Linked DNA regions of Homo sapiens: region 1 is linked to region 2. A link is a contact called in ENCODE Hi-C or POLR2A ChIA-PET data. All regions are on one chromosome and are shown on one strand. Each heading gives the region's core, a stretch centred on a gene start or an enhancer-like site at or near the end of the contact. The rest is flanking DNA. Distances are from core to core; before and after follow the strand shown.

Region 1 (4,121 bases), core at 706-3,205, 330 kb before region 2:
GCCTGCTGCTTGTTTTTGTATGACTAATGAGTTAAGAATGGTTTTTACATTTTTTTAGAAAATCAGTGTATTGTCTACACTGTACTACAAAGTCAGAGGTGAGTAGACTGTGTGTCCCACAAAGCCTAAAATATTTACCATCCAGCCGCTGACACATACCCTCCCTGTTCAATTCAGGTTATGATTGATTAATATTGGGAGGACATGAAGAGAACGTTTGCATATGTGTGATGGGGTCAAGGGTGAGAAAAGAGAGCTCAATTCTTCTATTTTGGGAAGCAAGAGATCATACCTACAACTGAAAAAACATACTTCTTGTATGTGCTACAAGAAGGAGCACATACGCATGTTACTTAGAAATTGGACCATGCAACTTGCTTTGGCCAGTGATATGTGGGCAAAAGTTATGTTTCACTTTTGATCAGAAGTTTTTAGGAGCCAGTGCACACTTCCCCATGCACTCTCTTTTCTCACTTCACAAGGCTGCAAGTATTCTGGATATTTATTCTGTTAGCCTGGAAGGCAGCTATGTTCACCAATGCCCACACATATTCTGTTGGCTTGGGTTCCAGAATAAAGATGATGTGGATCAGAGATACAGCTGACCACAATGGACATGTATCATAAATGAGAAGTAGATGAGATTTTGGGGATGTTTGTTACTGCAGCATGCCCTTACCTATCCTAACCGATACACATGGAAAATATGCAGCACAATGGTTTCCACCCCTGGATACATATTGTGATGCTCTGAGAAGCCTTTAAAAATCCTGATGCCCAGGCTGCTCTCCAGACCAATAAAATCAGAATTGCTGACAGCAGGGTCCAGGCACCAAGAAGTTTAAAGCTCCCCAGGTGATTTCAATATGCAGTCAAGGTTAAGAACCACTAGTCTAGATTTCAATATGCAGTCAAGGTTAAGAACCACTAGTCTAGGAGGATATAAAACACACTGTTAATAATATTCCTGGCTAATATTCCTGGCTAATATCTATGAAGTGCTTTCTCTGTGCCACTTTATAAGTATTAACTCATTTAATCCCCACCAAACTCTGTGAGGTGAACACTATTATTTTTCCATTGCTATGGTTTGGATTTGGTTTGTTCCTGTCACAACTCGTGTTGAAATTTGATCTCCAATGTGGCAGTGTTGGGAGGTAAGGCCTAGTAGGAGGTGTTTGGGTCATGAATAGATTAATGCCTTCCCATGAGAGTCAGTGAATTCTCAGTCTCTCAGGAATAGATTAGTTTCCAAGAGTGTGAGTTGTTAAAAGAGTTGACTTCCTCTCTCCCCATGTGATCTTTGCACACGTTGACTCCCCTTCCACTTTCCACCATGAATGGAAGCAGCTTGAGGCCCTCACCAGGTACAGCTACCCAATCTTGAACTTGCCGATCCCCAGAATCATAAGTCAAATAAACCCCTTTTCTTTATAAATTATCCAGCCTCAGGTACTCTATTATAGCAACACTAAATGGACTAAAACACCCATTTTATAGATGAGAAAATGGAGGCATACAAAGGTTAGGCAACTTGTTCAAGGCCATACAAGCTAACAAATGCTGAGATTAGAACATAGGTAATCTGGTTCTGGAACAACACTGCTTCTGAGGACTCAAAGGGGCTGAGTTGGGAGAGGAGCGACAGGGGCCTTGTCCCCTTGCTCCATACAGTCCTTTTCCTGTTTAAATTTTTCACTGGAGGCTATATTATTTCTATTATAAAAATAAATAATTAAGGACATAAACCCTTTTTGACCCTTAAAAAAAAAGAAAGAAAAAAATGCAGCTGGTGATCTCAGCTTCACACACACAACTGTGAAGAATCAGGCCCAGGAACACAGCCATTAGGCAAAACACTTCATCAAGGCCCCGAGAGCCAAAGCTTAGCACTCTTGGTCCTGGCTGGAAGTCGATGGGGCAGGGTACTCAGTGAAAAATGAAGAGCAAATGAGGAAAACAAACTTCTCAGGGCCTAGGAGGGAATCGTGTGTGACCTGGGAAAAGGTTTTGCATTACTCATATCCAAAGCATTTCACCTCTGCACAATCACACACTCCTCTTTGACGGAGCAATTCGTGCACCTAATCACTGATTACCAACCCTCCATGTACTGGACAAGAAGCAAGAAGGAGCTGCCACCCAGACTTGTTTGCTGAAAGGATTTATTCTGAAAGTTGTCACCTCCCAGGCCAGCACACAGAGAAGGAAAAGTAATTATTGCATACCAAATGACTTCTCTGTGAAGAGTATTTATATAGTTGTAAGAAGGCAAATACCGCATATTGGTAAAGCTCAAGTTATGATTGACTGATACTGGGAAGACATGAAGAGAAAGTTTGCATGTGTGTGTTGGGGTCAAGGGTGAGAAAAGAGAGCTCAATTAGTATATTTTGGGAAGCCAGAGATCATGCCTACAATGGGGGGAAAAAAAGAATCAAGAAGTAGCACCTAAGGATGTTACTTAGAAATTTGGGAGTGAGGCTGGGTGCAGTGGCTCACACCTGTAATCCAGTGCTTTGGGAGGCCGAGGCGGGTAGATCATTTGAGGTCAGGAGTTCGAGACCAGCCTGACCAACATGGAGAAACCCCGTCTCCACTAAAAGTACAAAAATTAGCCGGGTGTGGTGGCGCATGCCTGTAATCCCAGCTATTCGGGAGGCTGAGGCAGAATTGCTTGAACCCAGGAGGAGGAGGTTGTGGTGAGCCGAGATTGTGCCACTGCACTCCAGCCTGGGCAACAAGAGTGAAACTCCGTACCAAAAAAATAAAATAAAATAAAAATAATTTGGAGGTTACATTTTTAAAGGCAGCAGCAAGAGTTGTTGCCCCTGGGCAGGAAAAAAGGGTGGTGGGCAGTCACTGAGGACTGCTGTTTTCCATATATATTCCTTTGTAGAACTATGAATATTAAACTATAGGCATATATTTCTTGGATTAACAATTTAAAAATAACAGGCAACATACTCAGTAATTCCACTTTTCATTATCTATCCTACAGAAAATCTCATACACATGAGCAAGGGGACATATCGAAGATGTTCATTACAGAATTGTTAGTAAATAGCAAAAGATTGGGAATAATTTAGCTATCACTTCAAAGCAGACTTGAAAAATGAAATGTGGTCTATTCATACAATGGGAAATGAAATTTCAATGGAAGGAAATGCACCAGATCTCCATGTATTAACAGGGACACATCAAAAAATACACTGGAGTGAAAAAAAGTTTTCTGATTGCATTATGTACTATGTACTGTATGTTATTACCGTTTATTAGAGACACATAAAATGTTACTATATTTTCCATGTGCACTTACATATTTATACATATCTGAAAGGCTGTACACAAAAAGAAAGGCAGTTACTTCTAGAAGGCAGAGAGGAAGGAACAGGAATTAAAAGTGATGGTCAAAGTGAACTTCAGTATTATCTAGAATATTCTAGATTTTTTTTTTTTTTGAGACAGGGTCTCACTTTGTCACCCAGAGTAGAGTGGCACAATCTTGGCTCACTGCAGCCTCGACCTCCCAGGTTCAAGTGATCCTCCTGCCTCAGCCCCCAAGTAATTGGGACTACAGGTGTGCACCACCACGCCTGGCTAATTTTTTTGTATTTTTTTTTGTAGAGACAGGGGTTTCACCATGTTGCCCAGGCTGGTCTCAAACTCCTGAGCTCAAGCGATCCACCCACCTCGGCCTCCCAAAGTGCTAGGATTACAGGCGTGAGCCACCATGCCCAGCCTTCTAGAATTTTTTAAAAGAGAAGGGATTCAAATACTTATCATGTAATTAAACATTTTTCTAAAGATTGAAGACACCCAAATGTTTATATGATGAGCCTTTAGAATACCCACCTACTCTTGGAGCATTCTTATTATTTCAGATTTTCCTAAGATTGTTTTAAGCTATGTAGGTGGTACCTCTGTTCAAAAAACACGATAAAAACTAGTTGCACAGAGGCAGAAAAGTCTGGAATAGCCTCAGAAAAGCAAGGCTAACTCAGGAGTCAAGTAACACAGTGTTGCCCTGGGTCAGAACACTTTTTTTTTTTTAATTTTTAGTTTATTATTATTATACTTTAAGTTTTAGGGTACATGTGCACAATGTGCAGGTTAGTTAC
Region 2 (4,206 bases), core at 580-3,079:
AAGGTAATGATATAAAAGCAAGTTTTGCAGTGAACTTATATAAGGAAATCACTCAGCGTGAAGCCAGGCAAACAGTAGGTGCTTACTAAATGGTCACTGTCATCTGGTTCTCCTTCGGATGAGTAAGCTATTTGAAGCAGCCACTGGTGCTGCTCCTTCTCCATCCTCTTGTACTGTCTTCCTCTCACCAAAAACGCTTACTGCAAACACCTGCACTTCTCCACCTGAGGCACTTTTTCTGGCCCTGGGAGCATGCTTGGCCCATGTTCAGAGCAAGCCAGAAGTGCTGTTGGGTTAATACCCCAGAAGCAGCCCTCAACCAATCAATTCGAGGGTGGAGGATAAATACCTCCACTCCCTCTCCCCACAGGTGGGATCACTCTGAGGCACATATTTTGTGCTGCCTCCCCAAGCACCCCAGTGAGATTAAGCTCTATTTGCTCACGCTGAAAACCTGCTTGGTGATATACTCTGTATTGCTTTCCTTTTCTTCTGCGTCTTACGTACAAGAAGAAAGAGATGAGGAGGAGTAGGTGAGGGATAGCAAATGGTCCCTAGATGCTCTAGTGACTTTTAATTGCCAGTATCTGCATCTTTACCTGGGTTTTTTTCCCTGAAACTGGAAGGACTTGCTGCTGGCTGGAAGAAGTGCCCACGATTTAACACTGCACACTCCTCCCCAGTACATCTCAACCAATGACTCTCAGGAGTTAGCGTATCAATATCCCAGCTCCCTCGAAGTGTAGACGGAATAATTCTGAGCTGTGTGCTTTGCACTCTTTCCCAGAGTTTGTTGGAGGGATGAAGCTGTCTGTGGTCACCTGTTGTGGTGGCTGACTTGATAAGGCACACTGTATCTGCTGACTTTTCTCCTCTGTCTTCTTCAATGCTTCTCCTTGAACCGTCACCTCTCATCTCTTAAATAAGCTACGTACCCTTGAATCCCTTTCTCAGTGATTGCTTTCAGGAAAACTGAAATTTGAGACATCTCTGATATTTGAGTGATGACGAGAAGTCAGGTATGAAAAGAATTGGGTAAGAGTGGAATAAAAATGGTGCATAGATGTTTTTATTTATTTATTTTTTTGTGCGATGCCACTTTGTGAGATGTGGAAGATATAGGGGAAATGGGAAGGAACTGAAGATCAGAGGGTCATTGTTAAGAGCACGGACTCTGGAGCCAGACCCTTGGGTACATGTCCCAGCACTGCCATTTAACATCTGCAGGAACTTAGGCAAGCCACTGAGTCCCTTAATGCCTCGATTTCTTTATCTGTAAAATGAAACTAAAAGCTGTACTTCAGAGGGTCGTGATGAGGACTGAGTGAGTTACAATATGTAAAGCACTTATAACAGTGCCTTGTGCAGTAAACACTATTATTATTATTACTAGTGGTTTTGTTATTAGTATTACTGCTTTAGACATGTTAAGATTGAGATGCCTATTGACATCCAATTATATCTGGCCCAAGTGCTCCCAAGTCTCTGGGGACAATGTGGTGAGATAATAACAGACATGAAAGAGTCTTGGAAACTCTTTGTTTACCCGTCTGTCTGCCCCTTTGAGCTCCAGAGACCATGACTAACTCGCCTCGGTCCCAGGCTTTGACTCAGGGCTGATCAGAGCAGTGACTCAGGGTAGCCACTGAGGATGTAAATAAAGGAAGGAATGGAGCAGGTCTTGCTGGCCACAGGTAAGGGAACATTCATGAGATTATTTCTGCAGGGGTCCCAGATCTAGTCCATCGAGGAGCTGCTGTCATTGCCCCAAGGCAGCTCTAGAGTTTTTAGAGTTTGTCTACCCCAGAGTTAAAAGGTTTTCCTGAGAATGAAGTGCTGGGGCTTTGCAGATCTGAGATAAGGCAGCTCTTAGAGTCTGCAGTAACCTGAGCTGCCCAGGCTTGGCAGAGGCATCTGGGAAGCTCTCACAAGAAAGGGAGGACAGAAAGCCAGCCCAGGTAGGCATACCAGCTCCTGGCTCCTCCCAGATGAAGGCCCAAATGTGGGGATAATGACCCTCTGCTGAGCAGCTTAATCCCAAAAGGTGCTTGAAAAAATGGAGCCTGCTGTCAGTGGAAGCATCAATTGGTGCCACCCTCTGCAAAGGCAAATTAACGATACCAGCACCTTGTTGAGTCATTTTGAAGCCTGAGGCCAAAGGGAAAATGTGCAGCCTTCATATATATGACTTTAAAAAATTATTAATATTATTATTATTATTTGAGACGGAGTCTCACTCTGTCACCCAGGTTGGAGTGCAGTGGCGCGATCTCAGCTCACTGCAACCTCTGCCACCCGAGTTCAAGTGATTCTCCTGCCTCCGCCTCCTGAGTAGCTGTGATTATAGCCACTTGCCACCACGCCCGGCTAATTTTTTTTTTTTTTTTTTTTTTTTTTTAGTAGAGACGGGGTTTCACCATGTTGGTCAGGCTGGTCCTGAACTCCTGACTTCATGATCCGCCCCCACCTTGGCCTCCCAAAGTTCTAGGATTACAGGCATGAGCCACTGCACCCAGCCTTATTATTATTATTATTATTATTATTATCATTGAGACAGGATCTCACTGTGTCACCTAGGCTGGAGTTCAGTGGCTCGATCTTAGCTCACTGAAGCCTCGAGCTCCCAGGCTCAAGCGATCCTCCTGCCTCAGCCTCCTGAGTAGCTGGAACTACAGACATTCGCAACCATGCCCGGCTAGCCTCATACATATAAATAATCTATTTTTTCACAGTTAAATTCTTTCCAGGAGTAGATTTTGAAAATATTAGCGATGAGTTTGCTTCCATTAAACCCAGCAAAGTAAAATTGATACAAATTCTGTTTGGGGTATAAATAAAATAAAACATAAGTAATGCTGTGAGTTTTAATACACTTACTTCTAACTTTTCAGTGTATATTTTTCAACTACTTCAACGATTTGGGAGAAAATTACCATTAAAGAATACATTAAAATATGTATATGAAGGCACGTTTTTCCTTTGGCCACAGGCTCAACAAAGCCAGTATGACACTGTCAGATGCTGTCTTTAAAACGTTGATATTTTGCTCATTATGGATGGTTTTTAGCATTAATTTTGATTTTTAAAAATATTGCATTAAGATACAATTTATCTTGATTACTGAGTTTTTGGGGCATCCTCTTAAATTTTGTGCCTGAATGCTTCACTCACCTCACCCTACTTCTGATCCTGCTTGTGCCAGACCATAAGGGGCCTTATCCAGCAGATACCACCCCTCAGGCTTGACGTTAGGGGAACTGTCACACAAAAGAGTGTGTTCAAGAGTGCTCACCGCAGCATGGGAAACCAGTCCAGTCCTTCTTAGAAGACGGCTGCTTACATGGAGCCATACGGTGGCATATTCTACAGCCGTTAAAAAGAATATTATTTCAAATTTTCCAACACATAAAAACATCTAAGACATATTAAGGAAGAAAGTTACAAAACCACACCTATAATGAAGCTCATATTTCTATTTGCACTGTTGGAAATGTTTTGTATTAATCTCACAACTTTCCTACAAGGCTATAGATGAGGAAACTGGGGTCCAGAGAAGTTAAGTAGTTTTCCCAGGGACACACAGCAGGGAAACAAGAGCCAGGTTTTTTAGTGCAGGAAGTCTAGCTCCAGACTCCAAGGTTTCAGCCTCTAAGTGAAACTTCTTCTATTTGATTCTGGAATCTATATTTACGCATAGATCTATCTGTATTTATTTATTATACATATAGTGTAGAAAAAATCATGGGGCAGCCAGGTGCGGTGGCTCACACCTGTAATCTCAGCACTTTGGGAGGCCGAGGCGAGTGGATCACTTGCAGCCAGGAGTTCGAGACCACCCTGGCCAACATTCTACTAAAAATATAAAAATTAGCCAGGCGTGGTGGCAGGAGCCTGTAATCTCAGCTACTCAGGAGGCTGAGGCAGGAGAACCGCTTGAACCCAGGAGGTGGAGGTTGCAGTGAGCCGAGATTGTGCCACTGCACTCCAGCCTGGGCGACAGAGTGAGACTCTGTCTCAAAAAAAAAAAAAAAAAAAAAAAAAAGAGAAAAAGAAAAAAAAATCATGGGGCAAGACACAAAACTGTTATCAATGGTGATCTCAGGTAGAGGTGAAATTATAGAGTAGTTTAGCTTTTAATCTTACATAATTGGATAAAATGTGGATTCTTAACAGTGAATAGTATGTATTACTTGTATAATAAGAAAT

The links. Hi-C counts contacts between places; a loop is a spot of excess contacts on that map. ChIA-PET counts read pairs that join two places held with the same protein, here RNA polymerase II (POLR2A).
Region 1: a map of PC-9 shows a loop between it and region 2 (2.0-fold over the local background). The contact joins two enhancer-like sites. A Hi-C loop is called at or near these places in 2 of 168 maps with a recorded cell type or tissue (PC-9 and chondrocyte). POLR2A ChIA-PET finds 5 or more read pairs at or near these places in 2 of 52 experiments (WTC11 and activated naive CD4-positive, alpha-beta T cell).

What each region holds. Positions count from the first base shown.
Region 1 is chr20:47,138,090-47,142,210 of GRCh38, reverse strand. All of the region lies in intron 9 of EYA2 (EYA transcriptional coactivator and phosphatase 2), which reads right to left. Among named protein-coding and RNA genes, the nearest start is that of MIR3616, 27 kb to the left of the region's middle. Within about 2 kb of position 1,955, at least 3 of the 41 ENCODE cell types and tissues checked have a DNase peak (open chromatin) inside an H3K27ac peak, as active enhancers do; they include PC-9, where a contact is called at or near this core.
Region 2 is chr20:46,812,439-46,816,644 of GRCh38, reverse strand. No RefSeq gene overlaps it. Among named protein-coding and RNA genes, the nearest start is that of EYA2, 80 kb to the left of the region's middle. Within about 2 kb of position 1,829, at least 3 of the 41 ENCODE cell types and tissues checked have a DNase peak (open chromatin) inside an H3K27ac peak, as active enhancers do; they include PC-9, where a contact is called at or near this core.